2 separate regions of the Homo sapiens genome follow, and region 2 is linked to region 1. The links are chromatin loops, found by intact Hi-C in ENCODE. Cell type or tissue: prostate gland. All regions are shown on one strand. Links, peaks and the distances in the headings refer to the core of each region. The heading gives the core; the rest is flanking DNA.

Evidence for each region. Peaks named below come from ENCODE experiments on the same cell type or tissue, not always from the same donor. Only the 100,000 strongest peaks of a DNase experiment are listed, where the experiment ranks them.
Region 2: a loop joins it to region 1, with 3 times the contacts of the local background. A loop is called at or near these places in 6 of 110 quality-filtered maps.

The regions. Positions count from the first base shown.
Region 1 is chr11:125,948,690-125,955,060 of GRCh38, forward strand. VSIG10L2 (V-set and immunoglobulin domain containing 10 like 2) reads left to right here. Exons shown (of 12, transcript NM_001365077.2): 4 at 1,325-1,600; 5 at 2,221-2,469; 6 at 3,124-3,384; 7 at 4,711-5,001; 8 at 5,398-5,694; 9 at 6,368-6,371. Among named protein-coding and RNA genes, the nearest start is that of VSIG10L2, 5.8 kb to the left of the region's middle. In prostate gland, for the core only: a CTCF peak has its summit at 4,443; a DNase peak (open chromatin) is centred at 4,502; H3K27ac peaks cover 2,686 bases.
Region 2 is chr11:126,009,839-126,018,271 of GRCh38, forward strand. CDON (cell adhesion associated, oncogene regulated) reads right to left here. Exons shown (of 20, transcript NM_001378964.1): 6 at 7,250-7,537; 7 at 5,403-5,672; 8 at 503-856. Among named protein-coding and RNA genes, the nearest start is that of CDON, 49 kb to the right of the region's middle. In prostate gland, for the core only: no CTCF peak of the experiment used is centred there; no DNase peak of the experiment used is centred there.

The DNA.
Region 1 (6,371 bases), core at 1,372-6,371:
TCGCCCTCTAAAAGTCTCCAGCAGGCAAGAGTCACGGGGTGCCGTGCCCCTGCTGCCCACTGCAGCTCTAGTTCCAGGCTGTTAGCCTTATAAAGGTCAAGGACACCCTTTTCCAGGAAAACGTGCATACATTCATGCTTACAATTTCACTCACCATTTCACTGGCGGCCTGGAGAGTCTGCCTTTAGGTTGAGCCTGGAGGGCTCTCAGAAACCAACAGGACCCCAGGAGACAGGAATGGGGCCACAGTGGGAGGAGAGGGCAGCAAGCCTGAAGTTAGAAGTCAGGAGCCCCGGGTGAAAGATGAAGGCCAGGGTGGCCTGGAGCTCGCTGTCCCACATGGCAGCCACGCATGTGTATCTTCGGTCACTTGAGATGGAGCCAATCCAAACTGAGCTGTGCTGTAGGCATGGAAGGCACACTTGATTTTGAAGCTTTAGTCCAAAAGAAAGAATGTAAAATATCCGTAACTTCTATATTGATTATATATTGAAATAACATTCTGGATATATTTGGTTAAATAAATATATTCTTAAAGTAAAACACCTATTGGTGGTTTTTGTTTTTGTTTTCTGCTTGATCGGGTTTGGTCATTTTTACGTAAGATTTGGCTACTAGAACGTGTTATAAAAAAAAATCTGTGTCTGGCATCCGCCTATTGGACGGTGCTGGTCTTAGACGTTTTAAGGAGCGAGGACGAATGGCGTCCTATTTATCGGTCTTCACCGTGGCGGTTTGTGGAAATTGTGAACTGAGGACTGTTGAGGCAGGTGAGCAGGAGAGTTCTTGCGAAAGAGGCAGGAGCAGACTGGAAGTAGGCAAAGAATTCAGAACTCTTTTGGAGTCAGGGAGAGCTTCGAAGATGGTGACCCTGAGCTTGGAACGCAGGAGAGAGGGGAAGGTGGAGTCCAAGGAAGTGAAAGGAGGTGGCTGCTGGGATAGGGTTCAGGACATCATCCCACTGTAGTATCTTACTTCTGCAGTCTACAGTGGCCGAATGTCTGCTTCCAAGAGCCCCTCAGTCTCAGGCACATGGGAAGCATTGGTCCCCTACCTCTCTTCTGCCCCACCTTGGCCCAACCCAGGAGTCCCTCCAGGAAGTGCCCACAGCCCAGGGTGCTCACCTCCACACATAAGCCCTGAGCACCCTGGACTGTGCCCATGGCCCCTGGACTCTGAGCTCTAAGAGGGCCTAGCCTTGGGGTGGACACGGGCCAGTGCATACTACATGCCCCTAGGATGGATGCATACATTCAGAGATGAGCATGTGCGTGAATGAAGGAATGAAGCTGGGGAGGTGTAACTGGCCTTCCTTGCTCTCCAGATGGTCCTGACAAGCCTGTGATCACCATGGAGCCGCTGGGACTCACTGAGGAGGGCTTCTGGGCCAGTGAGAGGGAAGAGGTGACCCTGAGCTGTCTGGCTGCCTCCAACCCACCTAGTCACTATGTGTGGCTCCGTGACCACACGCAAGTCCACACGGGGCCTACCTATGTCATCGCCAGAGCTGGCCGTGTCCACACAGGCCTGTACACCTGCCTGGCCCGCAACAGCTACCTGGACACCCGCACCCAGACTACTGTCCAGCTCACCATCTACTGTGAGTGTGGGGGTCGGGTGACGCCCAGACCTGTCCTGGGGACAACTCACGCTGGAGCCTTTGTGGGGCTGTTCTGGGGCAGACCCCGCCGTCCCGTGGAGAGGCGTGTGCCAAAGCTGCTCTTGTTGGAGGGAGGTCTCCAACCAAGTGGAGTTGGAGGCAGGGAAAGAGGAGAAGAAAACTGTGGGAAGGGGAAGGGGAAGGGGAAGGGAGGGGGAAGCTACTGACACTACATAGCACCCCGCCGCTAAGTGATTATTCCCATGGCCCTGCGGACTGAACTGAGGCACAGAGAAGGGCGATGGCAGTGAGGCAAGGTGTGCTGGCTCCTGGGTGCCCAGGGACAGAGACGAGAATGGGAGATAGGGCCCTCCATGGGGCCTCTGGGATTCCTTGGGGACTCCAAACTCCTGTACACTCGGTAACCTCCTGCCCCTGACCTGAGAGCTCAGCCTGTTCCTCACCAGCCCCTCAGAGAGACTCAATCTTTCCCCTAACCCACTTCTCCCTGCTCCCCTACCCACTGACACCCCTGGCCTCCAGACTCCCCTGCCTGGGCCTGGGGGCTGCAGGGCACTGGCAGTGGAGCCTGCTCCAGCCTCACCCACTTCCCCATCCAGATCCCCCTGAGGGACAGCCCTCCTGTGCAGTGCATCCCAGCCCTGAGGCTGTGACCCTGCTCTGTGCCTGGCCTGGGGGGCTTCCGCCTGCCCAACTGCAGTGGGAAGGGCCTCAGGGACCTGGCCCTACTGCCCCCAGCAACGTCACCTGGAGTCACGCAGCCGCCCAGCTCCCCAGTGGCAGCGTCTTCACCTGCACTGGCCAGCACCCAGCCCTGGCACCGCCTGCCCTCTGCACAGTCATGCTCTGTGAGTGGACACAGGAAACCCCAGGGCTCTGACATTCCAGGCAGAGTGTGGGTAGAGGTCAGGGTAGAGGCGGGGGGCCTGGGATCTGGGTGGCTCTCCAGACCGCAGGCTCCAAAACACGCCATGTAACAAGGAGGTGGGCGGCACTCAGCTCTCAGTCCCCATCTCCCATCTTTCCCATCCACACTGTGCTCTGTTCCCCTCACTTTGGGCTTGGAGCCCTGACACCTCCCCACTGTCCCTGCCTGCAGGGTCAGCAGGCTCTCACCGCCCTTACACTGCACTTCTACCGCTCTGACGCATGTTGGGCTTGAAACTTGCCTTCAGCATTCTCTCTGCCAAGTGTGCAGAGAGAAACTCCCAGCCATCAGCCAAGACAGAGTCCAGATGTCATCCTGTCCTCTTTCCGGAAGCCCCAGGGAGTTTGTCTTTCTGTCTATATTCTAGCACACATCAAATCATAATAATTGTTTAATGTCTGTTCCCACCATTTCCCTGGCACATGATCAATAAATGATGAGTGTGTGAATGAGTGAGTGACAAAGTAATGAAGGAAGGAGGGAGTGAAGGAACCAATGAAGGAAGGGGGATAGGGTGGAACTGCCAAGCCCTTCCTCCTTCCACAGGGCCATACTGAGCCATCATTCCTTCCAGGGGAGCCTCTCGGGAGGCCTACCTGCTGGAGCACAGCCACAATGGGGGACCAGTTCATCATGCTGAGCTGCGAGTGGCCTGGCGGCGAGCCCCCTGCCACGCTGGGCTGGCTTGACGAACAGCAGCAGCCCCTGGGCGGCAGCAGCTCCTCGATGGCCGTTCACCTCCTGCAGGCCCAAGAAGATCTGGCTGGCAGAGAGTTCACCTGCCGGGGCACTCACCTGCTCAGGACCCCTGACCCCCACTGCCACCTCCAGCTGGGTGAGTAGGGGCTAGCGAGTTTGTTCTGGGGCTGGGACAGGAGGAGGAACCCTTTGGAATCAGGATAAAGAGATCTTAGGGGGTGGCTGTGCTGGCATGGAAAGTGAGTCAGTGCGGACGGGGAAGCTAGGAGGTAGTTAGGAGCTGAGCTCCCAGGGACTCAAGTTTTCTTTGATCCATAAAATGAGGGGGTTAGGCTAGGTCAGAGTTGTGTAATAAAAATATAATGTGAGCCATATATGTGATTTAAAATATTCTAGCAGCCACATTTAAAAAGAAGAAGAAACAAGTGAAACACTTCAGTTAACTCAATATATCCAGTATATCATTTCAACATGTAATAATAAAAATTATTAATGAGATATTTTACATTCTTTTTATATCTTGTCTCCAAAATCTGGTATATATACAATTACTGCACATCTCAATCTGGACTGGCCACATTTCAAGTTCCCATATTGACGTGGCTGGTCACTACAATATTGGATAGCACTGATCTAGATGAAGTGGAAATGCCAACTGCATAATCTTCACTTACATGGATTTGCATAAGAGAGGTGCCTGATTATATTAATATTTCAGAAGTCAGTTCTCTACCTCTCTTACTCTGTTTGGTTTTGGTCTGGTTCTTCCTTATCTTCATCTGGCTCTGCCAGTCTATTTACTGCAACCAGGAAAAAAGAATTAAATATCAAAGTAAAAAATAATGTGAGAAAAGCAAACAGAGAAGCTGTCACACACAACAGTTCTCACAGAATGCTTTACCTCTTGGTCTCCAAAGGCTTGGTAACTAGCATGTTCTCAGGGCTCTAAGGAGGTCTCAACCCCAAATATTTCCTTCCCTATTACTTGGTCTCAGGACCGGAAATTCCATCGTAGGAGATTCATTGACACCTGAGAGTCTGGGTCTTTAATAAGTCAGTCCATAAAATCTGAGCACCTGCTATGGTCCCAGCACTATGCCTGGAGCCAGCCGGGAGGTGGGGGGCCACTAGTGGGAGGGAGGCCAGGTGCTGGAAGGGGCCGTTCATGCAGAGACTAGTAAGGCAGGGCCCTGCCTGCAGGAGCCGAGGCTAGGGTGGGGCAGGGAAGGAACAGGGAGGAACACTGCTGATTTCATCATATATTAGCGAGCCCTGGCGCACACTGTGACAGGAACTTGGCATAGAATGGGAACCTGAAGAGAAGGCAGACTGGCCCCAGACAAGCCTCATTGTCAACTCCGCAGCTCTCCCGCTCCATCTCTTCTCCATGCCTTCCAATGCTGGCCAGCACCTTGTCCCCAAGCCCTCCCACTAGCCGGCCTCATCCTCTCTGTCCCCGCAGAAGCCCCACAGCTGGACGTGGCTGAGCCCCGCGTGTCAGTGTTGGAGGGGGGAGAGGCCTGGCTGGAGTGCTCTCTCCGCGGGGGCACACCACCTGCCCAGCTCCTCTGGCTGGGGCCTCAACAACAAAAAGTGGACCCCGGCACTTCAGGATTCATGCTGCACCCTGAGGGTGCCCAGCTGCGCCTGGGCATCTACGATGCTGACCCGGCACACCACAGGGGCACCTACCAATGCGTGGCCCGCAACGCCGTGGGCAATAGCAGTCAGAGTGTGCTGCTGGAGGTCCTGAGTGAGTGAGGGGTTGAATGCGTGTGTGTGGTGAGGTGGGGGCTGGGAGACCAACAGCCACAGAGTGCTTTAAGTGGAAAGGCACAAGGATTCCCTGCTCCAAAATTTGGACGCTTGAGCTTCCTTGGGCATAGGCAGGACTCAAGAGATAGATGGGCAACATGCGCGTGAATCTGCTGCACTCACGGCAAACAGAACGCCATGCAGGCAGGATCGCCTTTCATTTTATAGATGAAAAAAACTGATGGGACAAGGCAGGGCTTCTCAGGTCCACAGACCCCAATCCAGTGCCTTGTCCACACTGCCAGGCTGTCTCTTGACAGGAGCAAATCTGGGGGCACAAGGTCACGTGGTTGTAGGTATACATGTCCCTTGTTTTGTCCCCACCCTCACCCAGGATATCCAGCTCCTCCCAATGTCACCATCAGCCGCCTGACCTACGGGAGGCACCGGAGAGAGGTGCAGCTTCAATGGGCCATCTTAGGACCCGGGAACCTGACGGGCTTCCTGGTGCAGCGGAAGGCCAGTGCCCTGGGCCCAGGAGCTGGGGCGTGGGAGACAGCAGCTAGTGACATCGAGCCAGAGAGCCGAGGACGGCGGCTGGGGGGCTTGGACCCCGGGGTCCTTTATGCCTTCCGCATCCTGGCTCTGAATCACCACACTGCAGGACATCCCTCTGAGGTGAAGATACCAGGTGCCAGCTAATGCCAGGGAGGGACCCACCTTTTCTCCAAAGCGCTGGCCCCTGGTTCATCTTCCTCTTCACAGGGCATCCCCTCCTCTCTTCCTTTGCTCGCATCCTACTGAATTCTCCCATCCCCAGCCCGTCCTCCTCTCTCTCCACTCTCCCCTCAGATAATCTCCACGACTCTTTCCTGTCCCTCCCTGGGGGGCTTGGGAGGCTCCAGGCTGAGGGTTAGGAACCCTAATTCATGTGATCAGAATAGAGAGGAAGGAAAAGGTGCTGGTGACTAAGAACAGGAGCCGACTCTGTGCCTCAGTCTCCCCTCCAGGGCTACAAGCAGGCTCTCAGCTTCCTGCTGCCCCCTCTCCATCCTGGGAATTCCTGATTTTACGGCATGCTCCCCTTCAGCCCCAAGCCGCCAAGATAACCAACCTTTTGTCTTCTGCACCAGAAACAGGGGATTTGGCAGGAGAGTCAAACCCCAGAGCACTAGGCAGACAGAGCGCCGCCTTCCTTGGGAGAGACCTGATCTCCAGGATTCTCTGGGTCCCCATGTCAGCTGCAGGGGGAACTGGATGAGCAGGGCACCGCTTCTCCAGAACCCTAGTGGTTCCCTACGAGCCACTGTGGCCCAAGTTCTGCAGTGGCTCTAAACCATGGAACCTGTGCTCTCCCCTCCTAGCGGA
Region 2 (8,433 bases), core at 3,267-8,266, 63 kb after region 1:
TCATCATCACAAAAAATCAGTAAAATATGAAGAATTAATATTATACATCCCATTAGAAAATAACTTTGGATAAGACACAGGGAATATATACATACAGGTATTACTTAATAGTACCACAACTCTACATTCTCAATGAAGGCCAGTCCTTTAGACCCAATACTGTAGTTATCAAGGGCATAAAAAATGTCTGCAATATCATTTTCGGTAGCTTAGAAAACCAAAAGCATTCATCTCAAAGACAGGTTATATTCTGGGCCTGCTCCCAAATGAGAGCTTTCTGTATTGCACCTACAATCTTAACAAACACATCAGAAACAGAGACCAAAATTCATGTGATTCACATAAAGTGAAATACCAAGAAATACAGTTCTACATTTCACTGTCATCAGGAAAAAATATAGAGAGATTGCTGGATTCATTAAAATAACATATTTCAAATCACTTTATCTTCTATTATAAAAGGAAATTACTCAACTAAAAATAAATAATAATGGCAACTCACCAACCATGAGAGATGCTTCTGCCTGTGTGGTACCATGTTCATTTGCAGCTTCGCAGATGTATTTCCCCGCATGTTCCTGAGTCACAGCCTGAATATGGAGAGAGCTTGCACCAGCTTGGGACAGGACGAAGTACACAGGCTCCAGGTTCAAGCCCTCAGGTCTTGATAACTGTGATTTTCGGGATTTCGATCTCAGGACTTGAGATGGATGGCTGGTTATCAATCCATGGCTGTCATACCAACGAATGACCGGAACCGGCAGCCCACTGGCATTGCAGGACAGAGTAACAAAGTCTCCGTCTGCAACCTTTGCACTTACTGGTGCCGTAATTATAACTGGCTTGAATCCACCGTCTATTAAAAAAGTAATTCACATATGAAAAATGAAGAACATTGTAGTACCTACGATGCAAAACAACTTCATCCTATCACGTAAATGTGGGAGTAATGATTAAAACCAAGATAGCTACCTCCTTATTAGTTCCCTTCTCAACTTTCACCAAGTAAGACTGTCAATAAATGGTAGAGTTGTTTCATAGCTGTGGGCTCCTAAACATTTCCTACGTAAATTTCCTGTCCTTCAGAAAGAAAGGAATATATATAAAGAAATCTTTTGAGAGTTTTCTGAAGGTACACTACACATATCTGACCACTGCAAATATAGAACATATAAGGTTGAAACCTCAGACCTTAACAGGAAAAATGTGTAAATAAGTATAAAAGTAGATAATTTTCCTTCAAGAAAATGGTCAATTTTGTGGGGTAGGGTGGGAAGGGAGGCAGGAATCTGATTATAAAAAGCGTGGGAGAAAAAAACCTGTTCTCAATAAAAGCTGATACTGATGATACCTGTATGTTTTTTCCCATAGGCATGAACAGAATTTTTGTTTCTAAATTAAAGTGGCACCAAATCTTTCCTTTTGGTCCTGGTATTCTCTGGAGGTATTTTGAAGAGAGCTTACAATGGAATATTGATCAAAGTAAATGACATTTTCTCTAGCATGTCTGTCTTTTTCTCCAGTCCTCCTTCCCATGTCTGACAAAACCAACCAACAACTGATACCGGATTTCTGGATTTTTGCCAAGCTACTGAGTGTAAAATGCTATCTCACTGGTCAGAACATGCATTTTCCTGAGGACTAATGAGGCTGAACATCTTTGCATGTGATTATGCGACATTATTAATTTTCCTCCTCTGTGAAATGCCTTTGTCAGTTTTTCTATTGGGTCATGAATCTTTTCTGCAGTGATTCGGAGTTCTCTGTATATACTAGATTCTGTTCTTTTGTTTAGGTATGCATGTGACTAGTATCTCCTTCCTAATGTACTGCTTTTCTTTTCAGCTTTTAACAGTATCTATTAGGAAGATGTTTTCATTTCAATGTGGTCATCCTTTAAAATGAGCCTTTTAAAATGTCTTATTAAAAAGTTTTACCCACAGATCATACATTCTTCAATGTTTTCTTGAAAACCTTTTTCATCTCGTCTTTCATATTTAGATCTTTAATCCACTGAGAATGTATCTTTTATACAATGTGAGTAAGACCCTGAGTTTCACTTTTACCTCCATGCTGATAACAATTATCCCACATCAAAATGCGAAATGGGTCTCCTCCCTGCTGATCTGCAATGCCGGCTCAGTCAAGCCCTTACATGCAAATGTCTTTCTGAAAGTCTCTATCTTGTTCCAAGAGTCTATCTGTTTCTGTACCAATATAATATTTTCTTAATTACTACAGATATTTTAGATGTTTAAGGCAAGTCTCCCATGTTCTTTTTCTCCTTCGAGTGTCTTTGCCATTCTTGGGCATTGGGTTATGCATATAAATTTTAGAATCAGTTTGTCAAGGTCCTTAAAATATTATGATGGGATTTTAATTTGAATTGCATAAATCCACAGAAAATTTTTAGACCAGATAACTATATAATACTGAATACAATATATAATATTGAGGAACTGATATCTCTTCCTATATAACTGGCTGTGCTTTACTGCTGTGATATAAAAAAGGTGGTTTTTAAATTATACTTTCTGTTTGTTGCTGGTATGCAGAAAGGCAACTGATTTTTTTTTTTTAAGAGACATAATCTCGCTCTGTCGCCCAGGCCGGAGTGCAGTAGTGCGATCTCAGCTCACTGCAACCTCCACCTCCCGGGTTCTAGAAATTCTCCTGCCTCAGCCTCCTGAGTAGCTGGGACTACAGGTTCACGCTGCCATGCCTGGCTTTTTTTTTTTTTTTTGTATTTTAGTAGAGACGGGGTTTCACTGTGTTGCCCAGGCTGGCCTCGAACTCCTGAGCTCAGGCAATCCACCCACCTCCACCTCCCAAAGTGCTAGGATTACAGGCGTGAGCCACCGCACCTGGCCAAGGCAACTGATTTTTGTTCATTGGTCTTCATCCATCCACCTTGCTAAATATTATTATTTATCATAATAGGTTATAATAGGACATACAACAGCCATCATAATGGCCAGCAAACTATTTGGGATAGCCCATGTTGACAATCATATCCAGCTGTAAATTAACAATGATCTGGGTTCTTTCCTTCTTTTTCATGTCTTTCTGTGCTGGTTAGGATTTCCAGTATAATGATGGCCAGAAGAGATTTTCAAAGGGAGTGCTTCTTATATTTCACCATTAAATGCAATGTTTCCTGTAAGTCCTTGTTAGACACTCCTTATTAAGAAAGTTCAACTCTATTTCTACTTTTCTAAGTGTCTAACATGGATACTTAATTACGTCCAATGTTTTTCCATCTCTAGTGAGATAATCATACTGTTTTTCTCCTTTATTCAATAAATAGGGTGAATGACACTCTACATTTTCAAGTGGATTCCTGGGATAACTGTTCAGAAATGACGTATTTTCTTTTTTACACTGTCCTGGCTTGCTGATATATTATTTAGGATATTTACACCTATGTTCATAAATGAGATTGGGCTTTGATTTTCCTTTCTTGCACCATCTTATTGTGGTTCTGGAATCAAGACTGGAGAGTTTCCATCTTTTCCTCTTCTCTGGAACACTTTGTACAATATCTGAAATGGTCTATCACTTCGAAGTTTGGTAGAACCTCCATAAAATCATCTGGCCCCTTATTTTCTTTGTGAGATTTTTAACTCCTAATTCAACTTCTTTCATAGGTGTAGGACTATTCAAGCTTATTTCTTTTCAGTCAGCATTGCTAAGTTACATTTTTTCCTCAGAATTTGTCCATTTCTGTCTTTATTATAATTTTTTGTCACAAAATTTAGCTTAATCTTATTATCTTTAATTGCTGTAAGACTTGTATTTATAGCCCTCTTTTGTTCCTAATATTATTTGTACCTTCTTTCTTTTCTTTGGATCATTTTCCCCAAAGATGTGTCCATTTTCTTAGACTTTACAAAGGGCCAACCTCTATCTTTATTGATCCTCTGTATTTTATCTTTGTTTTCTATTTAATTGATTTCTGCCCTTATTTTTATGATCTTTTTTTCTTTCTTTGAATCTATTCTGTTATCCTTTTACTTCACTCAGTAGTTTTTAGTCTTACTAATTTTCTTTTACAGCCACAGAAGGCTATAAATTTCCTTTTAAATTCCATTTGACTGTCTCTTACAAAACTGATCTGTAGCATTTTCATTATCATCCAGTTCAAAGTATTTTAAATTTCCATTATGATTTCTTTTTTTGATCCAACTATTGAGAAGTATAATTTTAAATGTCCAAATACATGCCAATTTTTAAAAATTGTTTTCATTATTAACTTCTAAATAACTTACACTAATGTCAGAACATTTGGTCCATATTATATTGATTTTCTGAAATTTAAAATATTTATAACTCATATCATAAACAATTGATTTCCCTAACAGATAAAGAACTCTTATAAATCAAGAAGAAAAAAGACCAACGACCTAATTTTTTCAATGAGCGAAAGACAAAGAACAGTCAATACACAGAAATGCAAATTTAAAGGGCTCAAAAACATGAAAAGAGGCCCAACTTTACTTGTAATAAAAGAAATATAGATTAAATGGTTCTCTTTTTTACCTATCAGATTGGCAAAGACTTTAAAAATTGACAATGCCCCATGTTGGTGAGGGTTTGAGGAAACAAGGAGAGTTAAGTATTGCTGGTGGGAGTGTACACTGATAACGACTATGGAGAGTGATTCAGTAATCTCTACCAAAATTACCAACACAGATATGGTTTTATTCTGCAAGTTCATTTCTAGGAATTTCTTTTACAAATACTCACACAGGCGCAAAATAATCTTTGTAGAAGGGCATTCATTATAGAACTATTTGTAATAGCAAAAGATTAAAAACAACCATCAATAAGGTACTAGTCAAATTGTTACAACTACACAATGGACCACTAAGCAGCAACTTTTTAAAAAGGAATGAAAATACTTTTTATGTACCATATGAGAAGATATCCCAAGATGTTAAGTAAAAAATTTATGGTAAAGAATGCTACCACTATTTAGGTAAAAAAAACAAAAAAAGGTATTGTTATAAAATGCACACACACTCTCTCATGTTGTGTGAAACCACTCATATGTGCACTACATACAAGGCTGCTCAAGAAACTGATAAAACTAATTATTTCTAAAGAGAGGAACTGACTGTCTAGGGAATAAGAGTAAGAGAGAGATTGTACCATATAGATTTTTAAAGTAGGCAGAATCTGTTGAAAATTTTTTAAAAACTTTTTTTAATGAGCTTGATTAATAAGATTACTTCTTCATGGAAATGCCTACCTGTCACTAGCCAGGACCATGGAAAATGAACACCGTTCTTGTACGGTGCTAGGGTTATTTTCTTTTAGTAAAAATAATTTCATTTTTGACCACAACAAAAGCCCATCTGTAAAATAAAAGTTCTTATGACTGGCACGACCTAAAAGCCTACCATTTTCAATTTCAAGTCTTCCAGTAGAGTGCATAAATCCAATCCCATTATCTGCTACACACTGATACATCCCAACATCTTCCACAGTAACCCCACTGATTTTCAGTCCGTTTCCTGCAGTTAGATGTCGTGCAGAAGGATGAATAGGCTGTGCATTGTGAAACCAGGTACAGTTGGGGGCTGGGTTCCCATGAACGTCGCAGGTAAAGTGTACTGTGGCACCCAGAGACACTATCTGATCCTGTAGTCCTTTAGAAATGGAAGCATGTTCTGAAAATAAAACACACAAATTAAACTCTAGCCCTCAAAATGTACTTCTTAAATTATCACTCGAGTGATAAAAATCTTCTCTCTACCAATAACCAGTTGAAACAAAGTTGCATTGTTTATTCACATTCTTCTGTCTGCTGTGGTAATCAAGAAAAAAATTAGAAATGTTCCACTAATAGGATAAACCATATGTTGCTAATAAGATATAGTCTCCTTTCATAGATTACACCACCCACTTAACTCCCCACAACATACGCGAATACACACATATATACAAATAGTTTCTAATCCTGGGCTTCTCTTAGCATTTATTTCAGGTGATTAGCTTGAAATACAGTAACAATTTCCCTGGATTTCACACTAAACAGAAGCCAAAACAGAAGAACGTTTTACTCAGAGGTTAAATTATGTTTACGGTCAATTCAACTTTGAGGTTAGATGTATAATGGTGAAAATAAAAGAACAAAACTTCCTTTAGGGATCCTTAAAGTCACTTATTACCCACAAGTGTATCATTTATCAGAATTTGTAGCCTCAGTCTAAATTATGCATATTAATCCAGTCCTAATCACTGAATTCCAAAGCCCACTTGTCATACACTTATGTTAATTCCAGTGTTGCTAACCTATAGCAGGCCATGGTTATAAATATTATAAATACATGCAAAGAGTTTACAAAAGTTTTATTCACTATGAAACCACTTTCCACCTAATTTTTTCATGAAAATCTGTTTCAATAAAGGAAAACATTTTCTGCAGCTACACATGATAGTGAGGTAGGTAGCTGGTTAGAAACAAAGGAATAGCTTTGAAATAAAGTATACATAGAAATGTGGGTGGAAATAATTCAATTTTATCACCCAGGCATTGGTAAGAGCACCCAAAAAAAGAAAATTAAATTAAATAGATTGATTTCTTTTTGAGATGACATTTTCTTTTTTGAGACAGGGTCTGGCTCTGTCGCCCAGACTGGAGTGCGGTGGCGTGATCTCAGCTCACTGCAACCTCCACCTCCCGGGTTCAAACCACCCTCCCACCTCAGCCTCCCAAGTAGCTGGGATTACAAGCCTGTGCCACCACACCCAGCTAATTTTTGTATTTTTGGTAGAGATGGGGTTTCGCCATATTGCCCAAGATAGTGTTGGACTCCTGGGCTCAAGTATTCTGCCCTCCTCAGCCTCCCAAAGTGTGAGTTACCATGCCTGGCCTGACATTTTCTCATCAGTACTCTGTCTTAGTTACTATTACTGGATACTACACACAGATATAGGCTAGATTCTTCCATTCTCCTGATTTCCAGTTTTTTCCTCCATGTTATGAAGAAGGGAGAATAATTTCTATATTGTACAACGAGGTTGGGGGTGAGGTTCCGAAGAATATTCCATGCGAAATGCTCTATGCCACCCAGAAAAATGGCCTAATTCAGCAGTCCATTATAAAAATGAAACTTGTTCTGGCTAGGGTATAGATAGTTCTAGATACTCCCTATTTCAATTTCACAAATAGATCTTTCCTTCAGGTATCAGTTAGACCAGAAAAATGGCTTCATTTGAAAAAAATTAAAAACTAACATCTTACCAAGTACATTAACCATGTAAGTCACATATTTTACATCTCCAGACTTGTTTCCCGCCATGCAGGAATAGTTTCCGGAGTCCGCCGGGTCAACGCTATCAGTGGCAAGATGAGAATACAACCTTCTCCAGTTGCTTCCTGGTGCAATGTCCTGCCCGTCCTTTAGCCAATACACTTGAGGAGCCGGGACCCCACTCACCACACACTCCAAGGTTACAGGGCTACGAGAAAGAACAGCTAATGCCTGTGAATGGGTGGGGTGAAGAATGTGAACATCATCTGAAGAAGGACCTGGAAAAGGAAAGGAGATGAGAGATTATTAGTAAGTCTTCGATTCTAATCTCTTGCTTAGCAAACCTGTGGGCATCACCATTTTCCCATGTATTCTTTATACTACAAGGTCCTATTTGGTGGTTAAATCCTTTTTAGTTGAGGATTAAAAGATTTTTGTGGTCCTTTAGGGCTACTTCTGAATTGGCAGTTTGGAAATGCAGAATTCCCAACAAGTTCAGAAGCCACGCCTCTGCTATGCTCTATTGGTGCTACCTCAACTCAACCGCCATAACCTAAAAATCAACAGTGATTTTCATTACATCTGAAAGAAAGAGGACAGACATATCTCTTTTTTTTTTTTTTCAAAATTCACAGACATCAATTTAATGACCACTACTATAAAGCTGTATCTCCTCTATTTCTTCTTGTTTGAACAAAGGGCAAAATTCTCCACATGTATTCACTCTGTCACCTTGGCCAAAATTCCCTTCTGTAAGTTACATTTTTAAAGCATGTACAGAACTCTTCTATAATGCATTCATGTATTTACTTTTTTTTTTAAGACAGAGTCACATTCTGTCACCCAGGCTGGAGTGCAGTGGCGCAATCTCAGCTCACTGCAACCTCTGCCTCCCACGTTCAAGCGATTCTACTGCCTCAGCCTCTCAAGTAGCTGGGACTACAGGCATGTGCTGCCACACCCAGCTAATTTTTGTATTTTTATTAGAGACAGGGTTTCACCCTGTTGGTCAGGCTGGTCTCAAACTCCTGACCTCAGGTGATCCACCTGCCTCAGCCTCCCAAAGTGCTGAGATCACAGGGGTGACCCACCACACCTAGCCTGTATTTACTTTTTTGGTAAGACTTTTTATGATAAACAAACAGGATTTGAAAAAAAAATGAACTATCATTGC